Linked DNA regions of Mus musculus: region 2 is linked to region 1. The links are chromatin contacts, found by Hi-C or POLR2A ChIA-PET in ENCODE. All regions are on one chromosome and are shown on one strand. The core of a region is the stretch at or near the end of the contact, and the rest is flanking DNA. Distances in the headings are between cores, read along the strand shown.

Region 1 (6,377 bases), core at 2,228-4,727:
CTCACAATGGGCCCTCCCACCCTTAGTTGAGAAAATGCCTTACAGCTGGATCTCATGGAGGCATTTCCTCAAGGGAGGGTCCTTTCTCTGTGATAACTCCAGCTTGTGTCAAGTTGATACACAAAACCAGCCAGTACAACTGACCCTTGTCAACTTGACACACAAACACATCACTAGTAAGCCTCAGCCCTTACTTACTTTCTTATTCATCCCCATGATCTAAATAACTTTACAAGTCCCACAATCTTTACAAATTCTTACACATTAAAATTTCAATCCCTTTAAAATAACCAATCTCTTTTGAAATTCAAAAGATTTGGTTTTTTAAAAAAAAATGTTTTAAACAATCTCTTAACTGTGGGTTCCACTAAAATACTTTCTTACTTCAAGATGGAAAAATATCAGGGCACAGTTACAATCAAAAGCAAAATCAAACTCTAACCATCCAATATCTGGGATCTACTCACGATCTTATGGGTTCCTCCAAAGTTCTTGGGTCACTTCTCCAGCTCTGCCCTTTGTAGCACACAGCTTGCCTTCTAGGCTCTAGCTGCCTGTATGCCACTGCTGCTGCTGTTCTTGGTGGTCATCTCATGGTACTGGCATCTCCAAAACACTGCTGTCTTCTGCTGCAACTGGACTGCACTTTCACAAATAGCCTTTCACAGGCTCTTTGCAACTTCTCTAGCACGACCCCTTCAGTCCTGGGCCTTCAACTGCCACCGAGACTGTACCTTCACCAATGGCCTCTCCTGGTCTATCCCAGTGCCAAGCATCAGCAGCTACCTCTTCATGCTTCAAAACCAGTACCACCTGGGTGACTCATATGTTATCAAGTCTGGCTGCCAGCATGACTGTGGCTGCCTGTGGAACACAGCTTCTCTGTGCTCTCAGGAAACACTTCCCAGATGGTTTTACCTTGGTGATGCTGGTCTCTTCTTAACCACTGGTAATTTCTTAGCTCCAGCTAACCAGCATCAATCGTCTCAGTAACACAAAGGTTTTGCTTTAGTAGTTCTGGTACTTTGTTAATCACAGCTGATTCTTCAGCCCCAGCTAATCAAAACCACAGAATCCTCACAGTCAAAATAGCAATGGCCCTGATAAGAGTCTTTAATCTTCCCTCTAAAATTTCACAAGCCTGGCCTCCATCTTTTGCACTGCTCTCAACATTATTTTCCTGCCTCTTACAGAACATACCACAGAGCTCTTAACACCCAATGGCTCTTCTAGCTCAAAGTTCCAAAGTCCTTCCACAGTCCTCCCCAAAACATGGTCAGGCTGTCATAGGAATACCCCACTCCCAGCACCAATTTGTCCTAGTCAGGGTTTGTATTCCTGCACAAAAACATCATGGCCAAGAAGCAAGTTGGGAAGGAAAGGGTTTATTCAGTGTTTACCTCCACATTGCTGTTCATCACCAAAGGAAGTCAGGACTGGAACTCACACAGGGCAGGAGCCTGGAGGCAGGAGCTGATGCAGAGGCCATGGAGAGATGCCCCTTACTGGCTTGCTCAGCTTGCTTTCTTATAGAACCCAGGACTACCAGCCCAGGGATGGCACCACCCACAATGGGCCCTCCCACCCTTGATCACTAATTGAGAAAATGTCTTACAGCTGGATCTCATGGAGGCATTTCCTCAAGGGAGGCTCCTTTCTCTGTGATAACTCCAGCTTGTGTCAAGCTGACACACAAAACCAGCCAGTACAGGGACCCTAATAGAGAGGAACAACAAAGAAGCAAGGACACATGGCCCAGCCCATCTTTTCTAAGAGAATGCATAGGAGTGTGTCACCCCACAGCATGGCCCCTCTTTAAGGCTTCTGTCTCAGGAGCTTCTGCAGAGCTCCTCAGCTTCCCATTTTTCTTTTCTTTTCTTTTCTTTTCTTTTCTTTTCTTTTCTTTTCTTTTCTTTTCTCTTTTCCTTTCTTTTCTTTTCTTTTCTTTTCTTTTCTTTTCCTTTCATTTCCTCCCCCCCCCCTTTTTTTTTTGGACAGGGTCTCCCTACATAGCCTTGGCTGTCCTGGAGCTCACTATGTAGATTGGGCTGGCTTCAAACTCTCCTAGGGTTTCACAACTTCCTTTAGATCTCTGCTCTAAAACATATCCCCAGATTTGACCTTCCCTGTCCCTTCTGCTCCTGTGCTTTTCAGAGTCCCTTCAAAAGTCCTCTTGGCTCTCCGATAGGAGATGCTGTCTGGGCTCATGGGTTATAGGTCTTCTGAGCTGTTGAGATGGCTCAGCCCTTAAAGGCTAAGCTCACAACTGAAACAGCAAGTCTTCTGCCAGCACTAGATTCAGGATTCTGCCTACCCTCTCTCTAATAGCCCACCCCACACCTACCCCTTAAGGTTCAACACAGCTCCTGCACACAGAAGATGGCAGGCAAGGCTGTTTGGAGGGAATACCTGAGGGATAGTTGTCTGTGTGTCTGCTCAGAGTTATTTTTGTTTGCTTGTTTTAATTTATTTGTTTTTATTTTATGTGCACTGCTGCTTTGCCTGCATGTCTGTGTGTGGCTGTTAGGTGCCCTGGAACTGGAGTTACTGAAAGTTGTGATCTGCCATGTGGGTGCTGGGAATCGAACCTGGGTCCTCTGGAAGAACCAGTGCTCTTAATGGCTAAACCATCTCTCTAGATCCAATTTTTTGTTTGTTTGTTTGTTTGTTTGTTTGTTTGTTTTTAGTTTTTATGTGTATGGGTGTTTGGTCTGCATGTATGTCCTGTAGAGGCCAAAAGAAGTGCCAGATCCTCTGGGATTGGAGTTACAAACAGCTGTGAGCTGCCTTGGGGGTGCCTGGAATTGAACCCGGGCCCTCTAGAAGAGCAGCCTTTTAAGTGCTATCTTAACGGCTGGTTAAGTACAGTAACAGGAAAGGGGGGTGTGGAGTGTAGAATAGGGATGCAATCTGGAACTGACTTTGAACAATCAGTTGAGATAACTCACTATCTTCAGATCAACCTGCTCAGAGCTCTGAGGGAGGCTGCACTTCCTCTGTGGTCAAAAGTAAGTCTTTACCACTATCATCTGTACCCCATTCTGCCTATTCTGGGTACTGGAAGCCCATTAGCTGCTTAATTATGGAACTGGGTAAGCGCTGACAGAGGCTGGCAGGGTGGGGCGGGAGGTGGGGTGCTGGCAAGGTAATGGCTGGAGGGATGGGCTCTTTGCAGAACAAACAGATGCCTCTGGCTTCTCATTGGCTACTTCCTCCTCCCCTTCCCTCCTCCCCCTCCCCCACAGGTCTTTCAGCTGATGGGCAGGCATAGCTCTAGCTCAGTGTCACAGTCCTGGGGCATAGGCTAGCTTCAACTGGATCCCTGCACCCTTAAGGTGGGGGCTGCTGGCTCCCCTCTCACCTCTGTCTGGTCCCCTGCATGTCCTTCCTGGTCGAGGGCGGGAGAATAAGAAGTCAGCTCCTCCCTCCCTCCCTCTGCTTCCTGGCCTTGCCTTGGGCTCTTGGCAGCCTCTACCTCCCAACTCAGTTCCAAAGAGCACACAGGAGCCGGCTTGGCTGCCTTCCTGAAAGGAAGTGGCCCAGACAAGTAGCCGGGAGGATGGCGTGACTACAGAAGACACTGAGCCCTGCCTGGGCATCCACATGTGAACGCCCAGATGACCAGCAGCACAGAGGGAGGACACAGACATACTCACTGGGCAGAAGCCTCTCCTGGAAGAGTAATCAGGATGGCTTCCTACAGTCCCTCACAGAGTAGGCAGCTGTTTCCAGCCCCCACCTTCTGTGGTGTCACCCCGCACTCACTCCACCCTACTTTTAGTCCAGATGATGGCCCTGATTATTGGCTTGATGAGCGGCCTCCACCTTCACTCTAAATACAGACTATGCATGCGCATGCGCAGCCGGACCCTGCAGCCATTTCCGCACCACTCCCTATGGTCCAGTCTCTTCAATACAGAGGCCACCTACTTCGGGCCTCAATCACTAAGGCCACACCTCTCCAGGCAGGGTCCAAACATGGTTCTGGCACACTGTATCGACCTCAACAGTTAGTTTGCTCCCAAACGGAGTCATTCCTACTTCAGGGCTGAAGTGAGAACCCATGAAGGTAGGCATGCCAATACTTCCTAGACACCGCATTATCCCGGGTACCACACAGCCTCCTCAGGCGAGAGGGGTGTGGGTCTCTCTGACCTGTCAGATCCTGACCAATGGGCTCTGCTTCCCCTAATGCCTCAAGAAATTTTTGTTTTTCCTTCTGAATGGAAAGGAATGATAAAGTTTGCACTCCTTAAATGCAAGGACGCTGTTGGTCACGAGTGAACACCAGAACTACATACAGCTAGTTCGAACTGAGATGTGTATAGTTTTTTGTTTGTTTGTTTGTTTGGTTTGGTTTTTCGAGACAGGGTTTCTCTGTGTAGCCCTGGCTGTCCTGGAACTCACTCTGTAGACCAGGCTGGCCTCAAACTCTGAAATCCGCCTGCCTCTGCCTCCCAAGTGCTGGGATTAAAGGCTTGCGCCACCACTGCCCGGCAATGTGTATGGTTTTAATGGTTGAGATTGTATTAGGTTAAATAAGATATGAAACTAGTTTCACCTCACTTTTTATTTTTATTTATTTATTTATTTATTTTGACATAGAGTCTCATGTAACCCAGGCTTTGATCCGGTCTCCATCTTTTCTGTGGCATAGAGATTGAACGCAAAGCATTGTGCATACTAGGAATCACTGTACCAGCGGAGCTACACTGCAGCTCATCTCCCCCCAACCCCCTTTCTAAACATGGATGCTAGAAAATAAAAAATATGGGGCTGGAGAAACGGCTCAGGGTTCAATCCTCAGCACCCACATGGCAGCTCACAACTGTAACTTAGGTTCCAGGGGACCCTGCACCTTCACAAAGACGTACATGCAGGCAAAACACCAATGCACAGAAAATGAAGGAAAGAAAGGAAGAAAGAAAGAAAGGAAGAAAGAGAAGGAGAGAGAAAGAAAGAAAGAAAATGAAAAACATGAGTTTCCCACAATCTACTTTTTAAAATTGCACGTGTGTGCATCCCCCACCCCACACACACACACATACACTCACACACAGGCACACACTCATACACAAGAGCACAGGAATGCACACACACACACATTGTGCGCACTTTCTCCTCCTCCTCCTCCTTCTCCTCCTCCTCTTCCTCCTCCTTCTCCTTCTTCTTCTTTTGAGACAGGATTTCTCTGTATATAGCCCCTGGCTGTTCTGGAACTTGATATGTAAACCAGGCTGCCCTGGAGCTCACAGAGATCCTCCTGCCTCTGTCTCTGGAGTACTGGGATTCAAGGTGTGCCATCATGCCCCTGCTCCTCCTATCATTTTGGGCAGGGAGAAGCACCAGTGCTCCAGCACCTTTGGGTACCAATTCGCTTCCCTCCCTCCCTGCCTGGCTTTGCACATCCTCTGTAAAGAGTTGAGATCTCCATGTGCACAAGGATCAGTCACCCTCCCAGAAAGACTACCTTCTTCCCAGGTCCTGCCTCCTCCGTGCAAATGCCCTGGCTCAGTTTGCAGCACACATTCAGGAGGAACACACTAACAGCCTCTCGCCAGCTCTGAGAATTCCCACTAGTGCGGGGGACTTTGGGATGCTTGTCTTCTTCCACACCAGCCCCTCCTGGTTTTCCCAAGTGTCTCTCTGCTCAGCTTTAACCCATCAGCCTGCACGGATAAACTTGTAAGACTTGTATGTCCAGAGGCTGTGATCTCCCACCTATGCCACACCAAACCGGAAGGGGCCTGTGGACATAGATGTCTTTGCTTACAGGTAAGTGGGCACAGAAAGAGACACATTCACTCAGGTCCCCACTGTGACACCCACACGGGGCCACCCACAGCTCCCATTCACTCCCTCACGTTACCACCCAGGCCTTCCTGTGCCTTAATGAGTGCCTCCCCTCATGGGTGGGTACTCCCCTTGTCCTCCCTCACACCGCTAAGGTCCCCAAGCTCCAGCTAGAAGCCTTTCCTCTCCGGTCACATGCAACTCTCTGTCTATGGGAGTTTTGGAGACAGCTAGAAACAGAAACAGGATTGAAAAGCTGAATAAAGGGGAAAACCCACCATCTTTAGGTTACAGCAAATCCATCCAGGAGATGACCATGCTCCAGGTCCCTCCCCAAAGGGACTTGGATTCCAAAAGGACAGCAAGAGAGAGAAAAAAAGTCAAAATGAAGTCTTCTTTCCCTGTAGATTTTCCACTTGGATTTCACTGAAGTATCAGCTCCAAGAGACTACTCTTCCCCACAAAAAACGAAGGTGACTGTCATAGAGCAGAGCTGGGAGTAGGTGCTGTGTTAGCACACAGGGGACAGTGAGGGTCTTGGAAACAGGGCCTGGCATCTGTATTTAAGGCAGCAATGATGTCAG
Region 2 (6,094 bases), core at 640-3,139, 33 kb before region 1:
GAAAACCTTCCCACTCTGACAAACAGCTGGAAGTTCCCCCACGCCTCCCTCATTGTGGGAACTTCTGGGAACCCGGCTGGGTGGCAGGGGCTGACTCAGCCTGCCAAACACGGATGTCTGGGCGGGAGCGACCACACGCACGTGGCAAGGGCAGCTCGGGGGGCCCAAGGGGGGTCACTCACTTGGATCGGTGCGGTGCTGAAATGGATCTTCCGGCTCGGGGCCGGGTCCTCTTCCTCTGAGAGCCCGGGAATCTCCACACACCCTGACTCCGGCTCATAGGGGGGCTCCCCGTCCTCTTCGTCTTCTTCATCGTCCTCCTCCAGGGCACTGCCCCCAGAGTCCTCCCCGAGTCCACTGTAGGCGCTCACATCCACCAAGTCCGCTTCCGAGAAGTCCTCCTTCTTGGATTCATCCACCTCCTCAGGTGCCATGTCCGGGGCCCGGCCATTGTCCACCCCCCTCTCTAGCGTCGCCACTGACGCCGCCGCCTCCTCCTCGGGGACCGCTTCGGCCTTGGGTTCCTCGGGTGCAGGGCTGGCTGTGGTGGCCGGGGTGCTGCCATTCTCCAAGGCTGCATGGACCGTCACCTCGGCCTGGATCACTTCCCCGGGAGCCGACTCGGCCTCAGACTCCCCACTTTCTTCAACCTCCACCGGCTTGATCTTGCGCACCTCCCGCGGCTTAGGCGGAGGTCGGGCAGGGGCCACCCGGTGCTGTGGGGGCTGCTGCCCTCCGGGGCCACGCTCCTTCTCGGTCGCGCCATCCCCCGACGGGGCGGGAGGCGGCGGCGGTGGCTGGAACACCCGGGACCGCTTAGTGACCAGCTTCGAGTTGACCTGGGGCGCCCCGGCTGCCCGAGGGGGGCCGGGTGCACGGTGAAGGCCGGTCCTCGAGTCGGCTTTCTCGAAGACCGCACTGAGCTGGCTGACCGTCGGCGACACGGCGTCAGCATCCAGCTTGTCCAGCGCCTCGGTGCTGCCGTTAAAGCGCACCACGACGTCCAGCTTCCGGTCCTGCAGGCCGGCGCGCTCCTGCCTCAGCAGCCGCCGCGCCACGGCCTCCTTGTCGCCACCCGAGGCCGCGGGGACGCTCCGTTCGAACAGCTTCCGCGTCTCCTGCAGCCGGGACGGCGGGTGCGGCGGAGGAGCGGGCTGCGCCGAGGGCGCGGGCTTGGAGTCGAAGCGGCTCACGCGCTCCGACACACTGGTGCCCAGCTTGAGCAGGGCACTGTGGTCTACGTTCTCGTTCAGGCTGCTGGCCCGCGGCAGGGACAGGCGCACCCCGCGATCGGACGCCCGTGGGGCCTCGGCCATGCCTGCGCCTCCGCCTGCCTCACCCGGCGGCCCCGCGGTGGTGCCCATCTGCAGGAACATACTTTTGATGCGGTGGACGTTGGAGCCATATTTCTTATGGTGGGCCGCCTTGGGTGCCTCGTCGGGCCCGGGTGCATCGGGAGGCTTTAGTGCCTGGATGCCCGCTTCGTAGGCGCTGCGGTGCGGGGAGGCGCTCCGGAGGGGACCCCCGGGCCCCCGAGGCTCCGTCTTCATCATGGTTGGGGGAGCCGGGTTCGCATCCCCCTGCTCCCCGCTGCCCCCCTCCAGCAGGCGGCTGGCCAAGTCGGGACCACCGCCCCCTCCCCCCAAAGAAAGAAATCCCGAAAGGCCTTCTATAGAGTCCCCCAGAAACCAAGCTGCCAAAAAACAGTTAACCCTGCTTTAAAAAAAAAAAATCTCCGAGCGCCCTGTGTGGGTCGCCTCCCCCAACCAAGCTGCCAAAGACAGCCAGCCCCCTTCGAAAGCTCTAGCGGCCTGGTGCGGTCGCCCCCACCCAAATTGAAGAAGCGGAGGCTGGCTGGAGCTGCTGGGACCGCGCGCCCAGCCCGCGAAGCAGCGGCCACGGCACCGGCTCACATCCTCCGAGGCGGTGTCAGCGGCGCTGGCGGCGCAGGCGCCCCCTACTCCGGCCGGGGGCCTTGGCTCTCGGGGTGCCCGGCATCCCCGCGCCCGTGGCTGCTCCGCTGACCCGGGCCGCTCCGCCGCGCCTCCCTCCCTCCCTCCCTCCCCCCCGCGCCCCGAGCCTCGGTCTTTCTCTAGCTCTGCCCGAACCGCGGCTGCCGGAGACCGAGCGGCTGCCCTTCTCGCCGCCGCCGCTGGGGGACTGGTACCACTGGGTCCTAAAGGGATCGGATTTCCGGGGCCGGAGCCTGTGAGCCCTCCCCTTCCCTTCCACCCTGTCGCCTGGTCTCTCCTACTCATAGTTGGCGGACAGCCTTCCGCAGCTTCACCGACCTTGGCTATTCTTCTTCAGCCCTCCCATCCCAAACTCGGCTTTTCACAATCCACTTAGGCGTCCCCTCATTTAACCCTGGGGGCGGGGAGCCATCCAGCCACAGCAGGAACTGGCCTTCTCCTCCCACAAAGTGAAGGGGTTCTGTGGGGAGGGCCCTTAATCATTTCTCTAAAGGTCCTTAGAGTGTTCAGGGGTACCAGCAACAAAACTTTTGGGTGCTAGATCAAAGTACATAATTTCTAGCTCCTTCCCAAAGGTGAAGGGGAATCTCAGAGGCGGAACCTGGGATTCTTCATTTTAACAATTCCCCATAGGAATTTTTTTTTTTTCATCTTTCAGAATGTAAAACTTGGGCCCAGCAATCTTTGTGGTGCTCTGTCCGGAGGAGAAATGAAGAAAGGGACAGGGTTGGGGGTTACATCACCCATATGGCAGGAGATTACCAAAGATGCTTTTTTGCCTTGGGAAGTCTTAAAATGACGTTGTTCACCTACCCCTTTGGGGAGAGGTATAGAATCCTGGCCTTCATAACCTGCCAGAAAAGATCTCTGAAACAGGAAGGTTTGTAAGGTGTTGGGGGAGGTTGGAAGGAATGATTCTAGAGTCCCAGGGCTAAAGTTTCCCTATTGAGAGTTCTACGTTGGGTCTCAGACTTAGAGGATTCTGGTCACTTGTGTGCAAGCGTGTTTGTGTGTGTGTGTACCCTACAAATCCCACCTTGAAAACTCAGCTTCTTTAGAGCTCCTTCATTCCTCACATACACAACAAGGGGCCTTGTTATGCCCGTTATCCTTCCCCAATCTAGCAGTGAGGATCCGTCCAATATTCAGTCAGGTCTAGATGTGTAGCTCCTCCAGTCGTTGGTAGATTCCCAGGAACTGAACAGGGTGGACACTAGGACCCAGAAAACAACTCAGGCACAAAGCCTCCCCCCTCTCCCCAGCTGCTTCCTGCATCTCAGGCCTTCCTGCGGCCTCTGCCTCCTCCCCCGCCCTCTTCCCCTCCATCCTCTTCCTCCTCTTCCCGTTTTCTCACTCTCTCCGGTTGGCCTGGCCCAGCTCATAGAGGGAACCCTCTACCCTTCCGTTCTCCGTGTGTGGGTTTTGTGGGACACTAACCCATGGCACGTGCGAAAGAGCTCTGTGCATGGGGGGGATGGGACGTGGGGAAACCGCCTGGGAACCCTGAAGATTGGGATGGGGAGGAGCCAAGAACCACTGGACTGGCTCCCTAGAGTAGTGTGCCAGGAGAGGGAAGATTTTTTGGCTCTCATCTGGAGCCGGAGATGAACCCAAATCTCAGGCTTTCGGATGCCCCCTGCATTTTTGCACAGTGGGCAGGAGACTTACCCCTCCCCAGTTCTGCGTTTGGGGATCTGTGCAGGGTAAAGAAGCCATCCAGGTTCCGTCTCCCCTCCTGACCCATCTTTCATGAACAAGCTTTAGGACATGTTCTCAAATTCAAGTCTGGGGCTTGAGCCCTTCACCCTAACCCGGCTACGGCAGTCAGTGGCTTGTTTTTTGAGAAAGGGCCTGCAGTATCCTGTGCTGGCTTCGAACTAAATACTTAGTCAAGGATGACCTTGAACTTTTCTGATCCAACTGCCGCCACCTCCTGAGTGCTGGAATTACAGGCTTGAGCAGTTACTCCAACCGAGGGCTTCCTTCTTGCTCAGCAAGCATTTTAGCAACTGTTTTACATCCCCAGCTCCCTCTGCAGTGGTTGGGCGATGCCCTTCTGCTCACCCCATTGCCAGTTGGGAATCTGAGCAGTGTTCTTAGAGTTCCTCTGTGGACTTGGTGGAGGGCCCAGGGCCCTGGGTGTTCTGCCCAGAATCTCCCACACCCTTTGTGGTGAGTCATTTTTCACTGGCCCCAGCCCAAGGGGTCTGTACCCACACTCCTGGCCAGGTGGGAGGAGGGGTTGGGAACCAGCTGTTAGTCCCTTTCCCAACACCCTTGGCAGAAATTTAGGATGGACTGGATTTAAAGGTACCCTCAGGTCTCCCTTGTTCAGTGATTTCTCAGAGTAAAACTCCTTTAAGGGCTTTGGGATGTGAGAAAGTACGGTGAGTGTGGAGCTTGGGTGGCTGCCGCTAATGAGTGGAGATTATTTTTTCCTGGGCTCCTAGATGGAGCTGAGCAGCACCCAAGCCGGAACTTCTGAAGAAGCGTTTAAGGGAGCTGAGTGGTAACCGCTTTAACCATCACTCTTTCCTTGGAATCAGGCACGACCCAATCTGCCTAAGAGATGGGTGGGGCACGGGGTGTCACCTCCATCCTGTCCCTGCCTGTCTGAGGTAAACTTTCATTCCTCGGGCTGTAAGTTCACTGATTCTTGACTGTTTAGCATCTCAGGATAATTTGAACCTTCTGGTTTCCCCGGGGGCCCAGGTAGAGGAAATCTGTTGATGCCATCGCCAATGTACCTGGTGGTCTTGGGATGGAACTTTCTGCCATTCCTTTGTCCCGTATAGAGAGGAGAGGGGAGTGGTCCCCAAAGTCGGGCCAGGATCTTGGCTATACCACTTATTATCTGGGTGACCTGGCAGAAGTCGTGTATCTCCTCAGTGCTTCCAGGGGATAAACTGAGGCCTGCGAGAGGTGCCAGCAGCCCAGAAACGTATGACCCTGTGTAGAGGAAGGAGAAGTCTCCCGGGCAATGGCTAAGAAATAGAAACTGCAACAGGCAATGATTATCCGCCCTCTCCCGGCCTGAACGCCCTTGTTTCTCAGGATGGCCCCTCTCAGAAGGCGCTCTTTGATGACATGCCTGGAGGCTTGCCTGCTTTAAATGGCAGGTGTAACAGCAAAGATGCTGATGAAGATGGGTGGAGAGAGTCTGATGTGCGATAAGTCCCAGCCTTCAGCACCCTGGGCTCAGGCATGGGCTGGGTGCCAAGGCTGACTGCTCTTCCCAGCCCTGGGCCTTTGAGAGAACTTCTGAAAGCAGTTTTTGTTTGTTTGTTTGTTTGTTTCCTGGCCACTGTGAAGACTCTGATCTAGATCCTGCCCTCTGGCTGTTCTATGGCTCCTCAATAATGTTCACCCCAGTTCTTCCCCTTTGTTGCCTAGGGCCTTGAGCTAGTTCTGGGATCCACGGTGAAGCTATGCTTGTGTACCCACATTTCCAAATAGGAGAGCTCACCCAGCACCCAGCGTGGTGGTGCCGGGGTGGGGTGGTGGTGAGGAGTTAGAGTCCCTGGGAACAGGAAGGAGTGAGCAACACCGGCTCACACAAGTCCCAGCTAGGGTTCTGCAGGTCTGAATTGAGTCCTAGCTCCTCCCATTTGCTCCATGACCTTGGGCTAGTTATTTTGGATTCCTCAGTTCCTAACACGTTCAACCTGAATGTCTGAAATCTTCTGACCATGGATGACCCTGGGTGTCTCCTACTTCCTGTGAGGCACAGGCTGGAACGGGGCTTTGAAATCAGGCCATTTTTGTTTGAACAGACCCCCCCCTCCCCCCTCAAGCTGCCACTTCCAAGCTAAAGGACTTCACCAGATCTCTTCATTTGTAAGCTGGGAGACAATAGATCAACCTCAAGGAGCTGCCCAGGGCACTAGAGAGATCCTGAATGCAGAAAGCGCAGAGGTTGGAGCTTAGTGTGGGCTGCCCCTGCCAATGAATGCACGTGTATTGGAGCATGTATCGGGGTGCGCATGCACAGTGTGGGCAGGTACGTGGCTGGGAATGAGCTCTGGTGTCTACAGCTCTTGAATCTCTTTTAGTGAGACACTGGGCCTCTGCTTCTTTTTAAGGTCCATTATGTGAAATTCTGCTCTATAAGCATTCCCGCC

What was found. A loop is a pair of places that touch in the nucleus more often than their neighbours do. ChIA-PET counts read pairs that join two places held with the same protein, here RNA polymerase II (POLR2A).
Region 2: a loop to region 1 is called in a map of heart, with 6 times the contacts of the local background. The contact joins the promoter of Ppp1r9b here to the enhancer-like site in region 1. A Hi-C loop is called at or near these places in 2 of 37 maps with a recorded cell type or tissue (gastrocnemius and heart). POLR2A ChIA-PET finds 5 or more read pairs at or near these places in 4 of 5 experiments (Patski and embryonic stem cell).

The regions. Positions count from the first base shown.
Region 1 is chr11:94,955,365-94,961,741 of GRCm38, reverse strand. No RefSeq gene overlaps it. Among named protein-coding and RNA genes, the nearest start is that of Hils1, 9.0 kb to the left of the region's middle. Within about 2 kb of position 3,477, at least 2 of the 3 ENCODE cell types and tissues checked have a DNase peak (open chromatin) inside an H3K27ac peak, as active enhancers do; they include gastrocnemius and heart, where a contact is called at or near this core.
Region 2 is chr11:94,987,007-94,993,100 of GRCm38, reverse strand. Ppp1r9b (protein phosphatase 1, regulatory subunit 9B) reads right to left here and starts at 1,889. Exons shown (of 10, transcript NM_172261.3): 1 at 183-1,889. The coding sequence starts at 1,553.